Linked DNA regions of Homo sapiens: region 2 is linked to region 1. Evidence: chromatin contacts called from ENCODE Hi-C or POLR2A ChIA-PET data. All regions are on one chromosome and are shown on one strand. Each heading gives the region's core, a stretch centred on a gene start or an enhancer-like site at or near the end of the contact. The rest is flanking DNA. Distances are from core to core; before and after follow the strand shown.

Region 1 (6,859 bases), core at 1,175-3,674:
GCCGGACAGGGGATAACATGCTTTAGCAATGGTAAGAGACGAGGAAGGATGCCCCGGCTCTGAGGCAAGGTGTAAGCAAACGCCTCTGTGCCCCATTTCCCCCTCTGTGAAAAAGAAAAGCACAATATTTAACAACATCGCCAAGCTATTGTGAGAATTAATTAGATTTCGTGGGGGAAGGGAGGTGAGATGATTAGGCATGATTCAAATTCAAAGTGTCATTATTTTGTGTCTAAAAATAATCTTGATTTAGGAATAAAATTAATTTGGAAGCTCAATCTTTGGTGATCATCTTCCCATACTTAAAAAAAGGCATAGTTTTAATCAAAATCTCATTCTAACTATAATTCAATGAAGTAAAAATGGAATTTCCATTCATCTTTGAAGTAATACAGCCACAGTTCATTTTTTTCTTTTTAGTTTTTCTTTTTTTTCCTTAATAACACATTATGTGTTAAAAGGTTAACTTTGTGGAATGGAGTAATATAAACAAATACAGATATTGAGCCCACTTTTTTTGTTGTTTCGCATGAAATATTTGTGAAACACTTTAAATCGCTTCTCTAAAGAATCGATAAGCTATGTTTTCTGGTTGAAATAACTTTTCAGGTTGTTTCTGCAAAATTCCATCTATATTTTTGTTCAAGAACTCATCAGTTAAAGAAGATCTTAGTACTCCCCAAATTAAAAAAAAAAAAAATCCTGGATATTTAAGGCTATGGCAAGGAAAAAAAAAATCACTGAGTTCGTTGTAATCCCCAAAACTAATGTAACAGATTCATTAACTGTGGAAATCTTCATGAGGAGTTGAAGTTGGTATCTGAGAAATATCTGGGTCTATGTACCTTCGAAAAAAAGGAAAACATTCTTTAAAATAGGTAAGAGTTTATAATCTTGGGAACTTAGATCATATCTGTCAAAAAAAAAAGTTACACTCAGGGTTTTTGGTGAATGAAGAGTTTGGGCTGGAAAGGAACTCTATCAATATTTATTTCGAACTGTCCAGAGGAAAGGAAGACCGCATAGTCCAGTTAGCAGGTATGTACTCTGTATAGAGAAGTAGGACTAATTCTCTTAATTTTAACATAAGCCCTATTAAAGTTTCCCGTAAGACCTACAAATACTCATATTAGACTGTATACTCACCAAGGAAACTTTTGATTATTCATTCGATTGCCCCGGACCCTTGATACTGGGGACGGATGTACCCTGTAGACAGAGAAGAATAATCCAGTCATTGAAAAAGCATATTCCCAATTGCAAATTTAAAAAAATGGCATGTTTTATAAATAATTTCTTTTAGAATTGCTTAATACAAAATCCCCAGAACTTGAACCCCTCTTAGTAAATGATGCAATTAAATTCCTACGCCTGCAAATCTGTGGTCCTTTTTTCCTTCTTAACCACTCTCAAGACAACAGGTCTGTCATAATGTTCACTCTGAAGACTCCCAGAGGCAGGACTGATGCATTCATTCAGTCCAACAAAAGTGACTGAATACCTAACCCTTGCCAGGTACAAGGGTGGGTAAAAGTTATCTAAGGTATGGTGCCTGAGTTCAGTGAGCCCTCTTTGTACCTGTTCCCATGAGGGTGGGCACAAAGAGGTGTCTAAGTGCCCTCTCCTTCACTCTACCACATTTAAAACTCTAGGAAGCAAACAACGTTATTCAAATGTGCTGTGACAGAATCTGCAGGCACAGGGAAGGAAGGAAGGGTGAACAGGTACTCCTAGGAGGAGTACATTCTGGAAGTGATGTGCTACACTGGACTTTGAAGAAAGTAAAGTCAATTCAAAATTTTAGCCAGATAAAGGAGAAGTGAAGAATATATTGCTTTCCAAGCTTCCAGGATTGGACTTATCCACTGGAAACAGCTTAAAGCTTCCGGGAACTGCTGTTATCTTCTAATCAAAGCCTAGCTAGTAAACCTCCGCCTCTTTGTGGGTCACTAACCGGCAAAACAATACGCCCTACTTCCGGCTGCCAGCTTCCTGTTATGGTCTGTCTTTAGCCAGGATTTGTGAGATCCAAGCAGTCTTAGCTTGTATTACCTTCACCCTTTATGCTTCATACATTGCTCTTATTTACAAGAAAAAAAATGGGGATATAAAACTGGTCTTAAAGTCCAGTTAGAACCAAGGTTTGTAAGAAACCCAGTTCTCTGTAGTTGTTTAATAAGTGAAAATCATTCCAAAACAGATAATGCAGTTCCAGCCCCGCCTAAGGGCCAACTGCAGTCTTTCCCTAAACCCAGAGCCAGACTGCACTTTGCACTCGGAAGGCTTATTTCTTCCAACATCCCTTATTAACATTCTTTTCCTCACAGCGCTTCTCAATGGCTGCTGCAGCTGAGCTGCTCAGCACAGATTTTCTGCTCGGCATGGGGGAGGGGGTGTTAATTATGCAGAAAGATGGAGAGAGGCCAGACAGCCCCTCTGGTGAACTGTCTCATTCAAGCACGGCCCACTTCCTGCTGTTTTGCAGCTACAAGGATCACCTGTTGGTCTCGGCGTCCAGCCAAACTGGGGCCTAGTGGAAATGACAGACTCAGCTAGAAATGAAAGCCAGTTCATAATCCAGTATCCTAAATTGGACAAAGAGGGGGAAAACGCAATAATAGTACATAAAAATTATACGAAAGGCAGCAAGCGTAATTTTTTCCTCTTTTATTCTTTTACTTTTTTACTTTCTGTCTGCTTGAAATACAATCCTTAAAATGGATATTTGAGCCAAAAAAGTTCTCCCCAGTTAAAGCCCCCTGACCTAAGAGGAAGTGCAGGAAATTCTCCTGAACTTTCCCTATACCCTCACTGGGGTATCAGAATCCTAACTATTTAAATAAAGTTTAATCAGCCCCAAATACTCACAGTTCTTTAATTTGTTCTCTATCTTTTACACATTTACTTTTTATATTGTCCCCTCCTTAACCCTAGGAGTACAAAGAAACTATTTCATCATGAAAATTCCACTGGGTGAAGTTTAATGACAGAAGTATTCTCTTATTGATGCTGTTTATTGCATATATTAGTGAAGAAAAAGAGAGTCTGTTTAATCCATAATTACAACATTGTCTAGGTATTTGTATCTTTTAGGAAAATTTCACTGATCCATAGATCAAATACTGCAAATGGAGAATTTCTATAATGGTTTAGCAGTCTCAGGAAAAGAATTCCTTAGGAAAGTCTTTGGAAAAGAAGTCCTGATTGTGTATATGAACAAATAATTACAAGGTTTCCTAAATTAAAAAGGTAAATCAACAAAGCTTTATTTCTGTCCTCAAAGGGAATAAGTACACTGATAACTTGGCACATACTTCATCTGATAAAGTAGACCATAAGCCTTGCACTTCACCAACCCCCTATATATTATTTCTTCAAAAGGATATGGCATGTTTTTTTGAGCTCAGTCTTTAACCTGTGACACTTTTTGCCATCTTCTGCCTTCTTTCCACATATAGAAGCCAGGCAGGTAGCAACGTCAAAACCTCTGTAGGAGAAACCACCACCTAATCTGCATGTCATGCATTATTCATGACCTCCTGATTCTTGCACCTGCATCTAGGCAGGAAGCTTGCAGGGAATGTTCATTATTCTTCCCTTAGCCTCACACAGGCTCGATTACTGCTAAGCCACTTTGTTCTGTAACTAAGGGGTTCAGGCCTTAGTACTAACTGCTGGATGTGGAAAGAAAAAACACCACGCTGAACAAAAGGGCAATCTTGGTTGTTGTGTAACATGTATTGAATGTGCTCTTCTGAGACTGACAGTTTGTCAGGTAGAAATGCTCACATTTGGTGATTTACATTACATAGAAAACAGGGAAGCTATACCATTAGGGCCATGTGTACCAACTGTTCTATTTATATACACTTACTCATCTGGAGCAGAGAGCATGTTTATAATTTTACCCAGTGCAGAGCTTAATTTAGCTTTCTTGCTAAGCATATGAGAACTTTTTAGATGACTTAATACAAAAACGGCTCTTTCTTCTTTGGGTATAAGCACCAAAGAACCTGACTCTCAAAACCTTGCATCTTAATGACTGCCATTTATAGTTAATCAAGAGAATACCATCACTCTGGTTTTCAATGTTTTCATAAACCTACCTGAGTGGCACCCCCTGGTGACTGGAGGTGGGATGCAACATCTTGATTCCCAACACAAATCATCAGCACTCATGAATTGCTGGGGGAAGGATACTGGTCCCACTTTACTATCTGCACCACAGAAAAGCTGTGATAACTTAATGCAATCTTATCATCCCAAATGGAATTAGGATGAAGTGGTTAAGAGTGAAAATTGTGTGACCAGCCTGCCTGACTGAATCCCAGCTTCACCGTTTACCAACGGTGTCATCTTTGGGCAAGTTATTTAACCTCTCTGTGCCTCAGTTTCCTCATCAGGGCAAATGGAGGTAATAATGGGGCCTATTACCTAGGGCTGCGAGGTTTAAATCAGTTAACAGCTATAAAATCTTTAGAATGGTGCTCAGTACTTAGGAAGCAGTCAATACATGTTAGCTATTGTCACTAGCAGTGCTGATTAGACATGAAAGGATGGGAAGTCAGAGGATAGAGCTGGACTATCCAGGTAATTCCAGGGGATTAAGATTACAAATATGCTCTACAGAGCCTGCAGTCTTACCTACTGTGCTTATACAACTTTACTAAAGGCGAGAAAACAAACCAAGAAATAAACATGGGCAGAATAATACAAACCAAAAACTATGGCTTATAAGGTATGGCTTACTCTCAGGCAGCTCATTTTTTTCTGCTCTTTATTAGAAGACCTATCTTCTGTGTACTAAACTGCACAGTATTTAAGTTATGACCCATTCAAGAACAAGACAGTAATCACGGCAATGCAAATTTGCACCCATTTACAGAGCCCTTACTATTTGCTTGGTATCATGCTAAATAATTAAGACATATTATCTTAATTTATCCTCATGTCATTACTGTCCACATTTTATCTTTGAGAAAATAGGCTTAGAAGATTAGGTAACTTGCTGGGGTCACGTAGGTAGTAAAGAGAAAAGTCAGGATTTAAACACAGGTACGTCTGACCTGTCTGACCTGTCTTACATCATGGATGATATAAGATTATCATCTGATACTTATATATATTCCCTCCACCCAGCCCAGAGGATGTAATAAGATGAATTAGCACCAGGGTCTTAAATAGGAAATTTTCCATGTATTTAAGCCCAATTGAACATTTTATAATATAAGTAGATATAAAGTGGAAGTAATGGTTTTCTTGGACTAAATATGAAGCATGTGGGTACTTATAAGAAGCACAGTCATAATAATATACTTTATCTCTTTAATTGTTTATGAATGTTCCTTGTTATATTAGCATTGCTATTTAAATACATAATGTACAACACATGTAAATTTTAGAGGGCAGAAATTAATTCTAGCTATAGCCATGCTTCCTCACATTCCATTTTCTCTAGAATCCAATGTAGTTGGTATCCACACCGCTCTGATGAAACTGCCCTCATCACAGCCATCAATAGTCTCCATGTTTTCAAATCTAATGGTGAATTCTTAGTCCTCAACTTCTCAGCAGCAACTGACATAAATTATCACTCCATTCTTGAACAGCTTCTTTACTCAGCAGCCAAGACATTCTTCTGGCTTTCCTCCTTTCTTTCTCCTTTGCTTGAACCTCCTCCTCTCATTCTTTCAAACTCTAAATGTTGGCATGGGCTAGTTGTCACTGTCCTATAACCTTTCCTCTCCACTATTTAAACTCACTCTGTAGCTAAAAGAGGCTCCAACTGAGCTACCATCATGACCTTCCCATCCACATCATCACGACTCCCAAATGTCTACCTCCAGCCTTAGATCTTCTCTGAAAACCAGACCCAGGTTTCTTAATATCAACCTTTCTCTGAAAGAAACAAACAAAAAAAAAGATGTTCCTTCTGGTATCTTCTCAATTTCAAAAATGTTGGAATTATTCACTCAGTTGCTCAGGCCAAAAACCCTTAGAATAACATGTGAGTCCACTTGTGCTCACACCCCATAAATTAGAGAGGCTGTTTCATACTGAGAAGAATGAGAATAAATGATTATTCCACAGACCAATGAAATCTTTCTTGTAGGACATTACTCATCTAGCAAGACTAGATATTTTATACCAAGATTATAAGAAATTATTATGTACAAATACGTTCTTTTTCTAAAACCATTTAGGTTATATAATCATTAACCTATATTTTAATTAGGTTAATGATTAAATGATTATCTATACATTGTGCAAAGCATTAAACATAATACATACTTTAACAACTCAGTTTACTACATTTGCTGAAGAAAAGATTAACCTAAAATAACTCCACAATTACTAAATATCAGAATTTTCCTATGCAGAATTATATAAAAGATAATTTAAAAATAATTCTTGGTATTGCTTTCTTCTTACACTCGGTTGTACTGAATACAAGTTCTCCTGATGATTTAGGTTACTCTAGATGTTATTTTAATATAAACACACTACCCATGACCAAATAAAAATATGAGTGTGACCAGTGTTTAAATTCAGTGGGCCTATTTTATTCTCAGGTTTTCCTCAGGCCAGTGATTAAATGACTATTAGAAATGCCATATATTTTTAAAAGGTTCTCCATCTGCCTTTATACTAAAATTTCTCTCATGAAAAGCCATTTATGTTACTTTTAGAAAAGTGGGCTGAACTTAAATATTATATACAATTAATATGTGAACTTTTTTTTTTTTTTTGAGATGGAGTCTTCCTCTGTCACCCAGGCTGGAGTGCAGTGGTGCCATCTTGGCTCACTGAAACCTCTGCCTCCCTGGCTCAAGCAATTCTCCTGCCTCAGCCTCCTGAG
Region 2 (6,859 bases), core at 1,816-4,315, 200 kb after region 1:
AATCTGACACATTAAGGTTGATATGAACCTAGCCTATGACATTCCAAGGAAGCCAAAGACAAAACAGGACTGTAAGCAGTGCTTCCCAATTATTTTCACACTATGGAACATGCAAAAAAGGTAGCAGCTCCATTGCATACCGGGGTAAGCAGTTTAGCTTGGCCTTGGCAGGCAGTCCCAAGGGGTAGGGATGCACATCTCAGGTACACTTGTAACCCATCTGTGAGGGATCAGTGTGACTCCAGATACCATAACAGTCAAAAGCCTTTACCTTAGGATCCAATGCCCTCAACATGGCTACTTCACAAACAAAGCTACCATCAACAGCAAAAAAAAATAGTGCTGAGAACTTTATACTTTAATAGGTCAATGCTGCCACCATTAAAAATACATTATCCCATGACAATAATACATATTTCAGACGAATAATACATATTTCAGACTAAAGACTTTGGGGCAAAATATTTTAATGTCAAGTCTCCATAAGAAATATTTTATTCTAAAAGCACTTTATTTTGATGGCTCATTTCTTCATTCTTCCATCGGACCTAACTAATATATACAAGGATTCCAGCCTCTAATTACCTCTGTACAGTCCTCTACAGTGATAGGATGTGTAGGCCAAGCAGATATGATGGGTGGGGAATCTGGCTGTCACCAAGCCAAAGATCTTGCGCTTGTATCTACATGGCTGTTTACGATCCATCCCCTTCTGCGTGGTCCATGCAGTGATAACGTGGAGGCTGACTTAGCATCCCAAGGGCAGATGCAGACAACATTCACGCACATAACTGCACACTGCTCCAAAACTTCTGCTCCCCTTTCCACCTTTCATCTTTCCCTTTCCAGAAGCAAATAAATATATTAAAATTTCCCACTCTCACCAAAAGGCATAAGATGACTGGAACCTCTGTAGAGGTTATTAAGCCCCTATTATAACATGCTCTTCAAGCTACGAAATGACAATTTTATACCAATGAGCTTTCTTTTCCAAGTTCTTCTGATGTAGCTGCTATGTAAATTAAATTAAGAGCAGGCCACTCTAATACTCTAGTAGGCGGGGCTGTAAACTGCAGGGCAATTTGGCAGAAAATATCAAAAGCCATAAAAATGCATGTACCTTTCAATCTAGCAATTGTTAACTCTTGGAATTTATCCTAAGGTAATAATTAAGGATGTGCAAAAGAGTATTAATTTCCCTGCTGTTTGTAATTACTAAATCTTGGAAGCAAGCTAACTGCCCCCAAATTGGATAGTGGTTAAATAAGTTATCACAGAAACATAAAAATCACAAATGATAATTCTGAAAGATGTAGAAATGTGCCCAATATATAATACAAGCTTGTGCATGTCATTCTTAAGTATCAAAATCAAAATACAGATAAATTATATGAAGCTACCTCATTATTCCAAGAGCAGTTAAAATTATGGTAGCTTTACTTTTCTCTCTGTTTTCTGATGTTTCTCTAATGAGTCTATAATGAACATGAATAGTTTTGATAAAGAGAACTAAAAGAAAAAAAAGTAAAAGTTTAGAGAAAAAAATGCCAAATAAAAAGTATCTGAAAGAGGAAGGATTAGGAACAAGTGTGATTGTGAGGCCCTGAAATGTGCAGCCAACATTGGTCATGAAATCTCTGTTCCTTGGGGATTTGTAAGAAAAGGGTAGCCAAGTCTCATTTGAGGACAGCTTGAATGCAGTCCTGACCTCTGTGGCCTCTTGTAGCTCCATGTGCAAAAAGACTCAGCCAAAATTCAATTTTCACTCACTGACACACAAAGTAGTCAATTCCTTACATTTGCCCCCAATCTTCCACAATCCTTTCTCCTGTTCAAGAGACAGCAACCTTAAAGTCTTCTACCCAGCAACGAAACCCAATGACACTGAATTTATATGCCCAGTAATGTGCCGGCACTTTACTCAGGAAACACTGTCAAATGTTAGTTAATATTCCAAAACATGCAGCTGACTTCTAGCTAACTGACTTGTCCATGTTAAAGAAAAATTATAACTAATTTCAGCCACTTAAATATCCCAGACTGAGAAAAAGAAAATGTAAAATGACATGCATTGCATATTGACCTGTAAGTTTTATAACTAAAAATCTTATAAATAGTAACCAAAATGACTTCCAGGATATGCGTAAGGACAATTAAAAATACTCACTTCTGACAAGTTCCTTTGCTTTAAAAAGGCCTCTAATTTTGTTTTCTAATACCTTCCTATGAATGCAAATGTAACACTTCCCAAATCCATAATTAAATGCATCTTTGACTTGGGAATCTGTTTTCCTGGCCCATGAGAAAGAGTTCACAGAAGATGGAGAGTCTGAGCATCAGAGGGGTTTAACCAAGAATGATCCATTAAAATAGGTTTGCACCAGTTACCAAAACTGAGAAAAATGAGTTTGAATCTGTGCAGAGAGGCACAGAAATGCCAAGGTGAAGGAGCCTGCCAAGGCTGGAATACACGGTCACTAAACAAATAACGCATGGTGTATTCAACGCCAGAAGAATACAGTGGATGATGTGTAAATGAGAGTCTAAGGGACCCAGCTCCAAGACAAAGTCAAGATTTTAAAAAAGAAATACCACTCCTGCTGAGACTCTCATCCTTCCGCCAAGGAGGAGTCCATGCCATCACCTTTGTAAGCAAGGCATCTGATATAGATAACCCCATACAACCCTTAAGGTGTATTATTCTTGGTACCAAACATGTGTCATTTTTACAAAACAGTCATCCAGTCATAAGGCAGGTCTGTCTCTTCATCAATAAGCCTCACTTATACAGCATTCTTAGGAATATTGTGTTCTCACGAGTTTCGTTTTCTGGATGGGTGAGGGGTTCTCTCTTTTAATTGCAAATTTAAAAGAGAAAATACTAAGTACTTGGGATGGAAATAATCCTAATATCTTCTACATAGAAGGCAAGGGACATAAGTTAACTTTTTCCTGATGACTCAGACTAATAATTATGAGCATCAGTGACGATGAAATGCTGCATACTGAGATAACTTCAGGGCCCACTGAAGTGTATCGAGGCTCAGTGACCTGAAACTGCTGTGCTTCTTGAGTTCTTGTATCTGCATATTAGAGTCTGTCAGGCTACTACTTCTCAATATGGTCATGTTCTTTTTATAGATGCTCCTTCTGCCCTATGGTGAAACAGAAAGAACACTGAACTTAGAGTGAAGTCAATTTAGGTTATTATTTCTAGCTGAATGATCCTGGATAAGTCACTTAACATCTTTGGGCCCAAGTCAAATGAGGAACTTCAACTATCTCTCAAGGTCCTTTTCTTTGCTCAGATGCTTAATTTACATTTGCTGCTTCTCATCTGTTGTAGACTTTGAAATGAGAAAAATAAGTCAGCTAAATTTGCATAGGAAGTAACATAAAATAGAAATATAAGCACACAACATGCTCTCTTGTAAGTGAAGCATAAATACCTTATGACATCTATTTGTCTTCTCAGAGGCCTTACTTGTGTAATTTGTAGTCACTGGTGGGGTCTCAGACAGCTATGATTTCTGGATAATTATGATTCTATGCATGATATTTCACTATATTTCCATATGCTTCTATTTTACCTAATATTCTCAAGGCAAATCATTATTTGATAATAGCTTTATTTCAAGCCACCGAAGAAGAGAATCTGTGTATCTTTCGTCGTCATCTATGCTTGTCAGCAAACTGCAAAATGAATACTCTCATCTTGGGACTTTGACTTATTCAATGGTTTCAATGACACTGACCACTTAAGAAAGTTTTCTAAAAGATGATGCTTTTGAAAACATAAGACACAGTAGAAATGTAAAGAATATTTTTGCAAACTCCACGAGGAAAGATAATTTATTCGTCTTTTATTTTCTAGAGTCCCTAACACATGATTTGTCTATTACTATCATCATCAGGAACTTAAAAAACCACATCCAAGTCCACTTCTCTTCTCCCTCGACACGTTGATCCCTGAAGTCCAAGTCATGCTCACAGCTGTACTTCCAGCTCTGCACAGATCATCCATCTCCAGCTCCCACCTCTCCCCTGAGTTCTGGATCTCTATTCCCTATCATAACCTCCGTTTGGATTTCCCATAAAGTGTCTAAGAAAGTTTATATTGCCTCCTCATCTCACATCTCTCTCCCTTACCCCATACTTTAAAAAAAAAAAAAAAACCTATAGCAATTATTCGAAAATTCTTCTACTATATTGGAGTGGGAGGAATACTAATCCAAGAGCATGCTGGGTGGGTGCTGCATCAGGAGGGAAGAATATCCAAGAAATATGAATCCATAATTACTGACGGGCCAGAATACAAAAGCTACCTTTTTGGAGGTTCTAAAGCAGCCAATCCTAGGCAATGACTGGATAATCAAAGTTTATACTGCCTGAAGTGAAGTGAACATGTGACTATATAAAAGTAGAGAAAGGGGTTATAAAGCCCATGGGGCTGGGTGTTATCTACAATCCCCTACCATTTATCCCACATCCAAAAGGACTGCTGGCAAACAGGCCCCAGGTAAGCTTCTAAGTTATTCTCTACTGCCTTCAACAGTGTATACCACTGGGATTTTTTACACTTCTTTCCTTCTTCACTTTAGGACATGCCTACAATGAGCTTACCTTGGAAAGGATAAACTCCTTCTTTAGTGACAGAACTCCTTAACATCCTTCAAGCCCTCATTCAAGTGTGGGTCTGCAAAGATTCCTCTACTTCTGCCATGGTAAAAGAGTCATTTCCTCTTACCATGTTCAGATTTTCCACTAGATTAAGAACTCCTCAGGGATGAGCCCTATATAACACTTACCTCTGTCTCCCCAGTCCCTGGGATACTGCTTGGCACCATGCACAACTACAATAAGTATTCAAGACATACATGGAAGAAGTAGTACTTTCACAGCTCTCACTTAACAATAGGCCAAGGCCATTCTCAAAATCTTCTTCATAGGGCTACCATCAAACCTTCCTCTTAATGCAGTACAGAGAGAGAGAAAATGTTTTATGTTTACCTGTTAGATATATACAAACAAGCCTCTTGACCTACCTATCTTTTGTTCTTAACATAGAGACCTCCTTATAATTTTAGACTTCATCTAACCAAAACCTGACAAATCCCACAGTGCTTAGTTAGGTTCAACAAATGCTTGTTGTTTCACCTCCTCATGCCAGTGGTACAAGCAGAGTTATAGGTCCTTAATTTGATATATAGCTGGTGCAATTTTGTATCAAACTAGGTCAATCCATCTTGCACAGTTCATGCTTTATTTCCAGTGTGGCAGAGTGAGAAAACACAGAGGGTAGAATCTGATAAGATGGAGGATTTAAACCATAGCACCAACACTTCCTCCTTGTGTGACCAATTTCTTATCTCTAAAAATGGAGATACTATAATCTACTTAAGTTTTTTATTTATTATTAACCTAATGACAAGACACATAGCAAGGCACTTTATAAATCATAAAGCATTGTACAAGAACTGGTGCTGGTTTTTTTTTTTTTAATCACAATATGTCTTAGTGCAATGATGGCATACTCCAGTTCAGATGTACTGTCTTGATTACCTCAGATCCGACATAGCTGAGAAAACTGCTCTAAGAGTTCTGACTTCCTGGGATCAGTGTCACAGAGGATCTGAGTGAGCTTCCTCGAGCCATTTTGGGCAGGCTGAAGAAGCTTGTTAGTATCTATATGCTTCCAGGTTGGCGGGGCCAGCTTCTGCCAGTTCTACCATATGCCAACTGGCGACATACAGGAGCATGCTAGTGCTACCAGCTCCACATATACACACCCACTTCCACCCCCAAGAGGTACCAGACTGTCGGACAACTTGGCCGCTAGCCTATGAAAATGTGGAAATGCTGAAGAAACATTAGCCAGCAAAGCACATACTGGCAGCTGAATCAAATGTTTAGGTTCTTCAATGTACCCAAATAAATCGTTTGTGTGTTCTAACAAATGTTTTCTTTGGAAAGCATTTTTCAGTGCAGATGCTTCAAAAGTACCCATTTTTAATGGGTTAAATCAAGGGCTCAAAGCAGCAGAAGGGTGGGGAATGTTTTTAAACAAAATTGCATCAGCTGCAAAGAAAAAAAAATGTTAACATTGACTGAGAGAAGGCATCTTTGAAAAACAGAAAAGTTGTCAGTAGTTTTCAAAGTTAAATTTTTATGGATTTTTAAGTGTTAAAATATTGTAAGCACCCAAAAATGAGAAAGTTACTCGAACCTGGCAAGGGACAAAAAACTGTGCTAATTTTAAAAATACATATTGATAAACATGGTTCCGCCAAAAAAATGCAATCAAACAAGGAGTCAAGAAGTTAGGAATTATAAATTAAACTCTTCTTGCCAGAGACTTTTAATAAGCAATTGCAAACACATTTAAGGATTTTTATAATGAGGATAATGGTTTGGGCGACAATCATAATGCAATCCAAAAACATTAACTTCCTTCACAAAATAGACTACATAACCAAACCCCAGACAGAGCTCCTGACATACTGCCAGCCTCTAATGCAGGCACAGTAATACACTGTAAGAGACAGAACAAATGATCCCTGTTCTTAGGCAACAATGAAATGTATATATAATTTATTTCGGCTATATCACTCTTTTCCAGTTTAAGTCCACCTCCATGACAGTATCTTTTTTAAGACAGGAAAAGGTACTAAACCATCAACTATAAAGTTGATACTATGGAGGCCCCTGATTTTAAAAAAGCATGGTGGGTATTTCTCCTGAGGCTCCAAACAAGGAAACTCCATCTTAATAGTGACTAGTTTCATCACCATCAAGAGACCTTATGTAAAACTACTGACGTCAATGAAAATACTACATTCACAATGGTGATATGAACTAT

The links. A loop is a pair of places that touch in the nucleus more often than their neighbours do. ChIA-PET counts read pairs that join two places held with the same protein, here RNA polymerase II (POLR2A). Pooled maps may share reads with other maps.
Region 2: a loop to region 1 is called in a pooled map, with 2.9 times the contacts of the local background. The contact joins two enhancer-like sites. A Hi-C loop is called at or near these places in 1 of 37 single-sample maps with no recorded cell type and 3 of 50 pooled maps. POLR2A ChIA-PET finds 5 or more read pairs at or near these places in 3 of 52 experiments (CD4-positive, alpha-beta T cell, HepG2 and OCI-LY7).

What each region holds. Positions count from the first base shown.
Region 1 is chr13:73,763,792-73,770,650 of GRCh38, forward strand. KLF12 (KLF transcription factor 12) reads right to left here. Exons shown (of 8, transcript NM_001400136.1): 6 at 1,147-1,209. Among named protein-coding and RNA genes, the nearest start is that of LINC00393, 110 kb to the left of the region's middle. RefSeq lists enhancers at 2,200-2,700, 3,694-4,329. Within about 2 kb of position 2,425, at least 33 of the 41 ENCODE cell types and tissues checked have a DNase peak (open chromatin) inside an H3K27ac peak, as active enhancers do; they include OCI-LY7, where a contact is called at or near this core.
Region 2 is chr13:73,964,871-73,971,729 of GRCh38, forward strand. All of the region lies in intron 2 of KLF12 (KLF transcription factor 12), which reads right to left. Among named protein-coding and RNA genes, the nearest start is that of KLF12, 170 kb to the right of the region's middle. Within about 2 kb of position 3,066, at least 2 of the 41 ENCODE cell types and tissues checked have a DNase peak (open chromatin) inside an H3K27ac peak, as active enhancers do; they include OCI-LY7, where a contact is called at or near this core.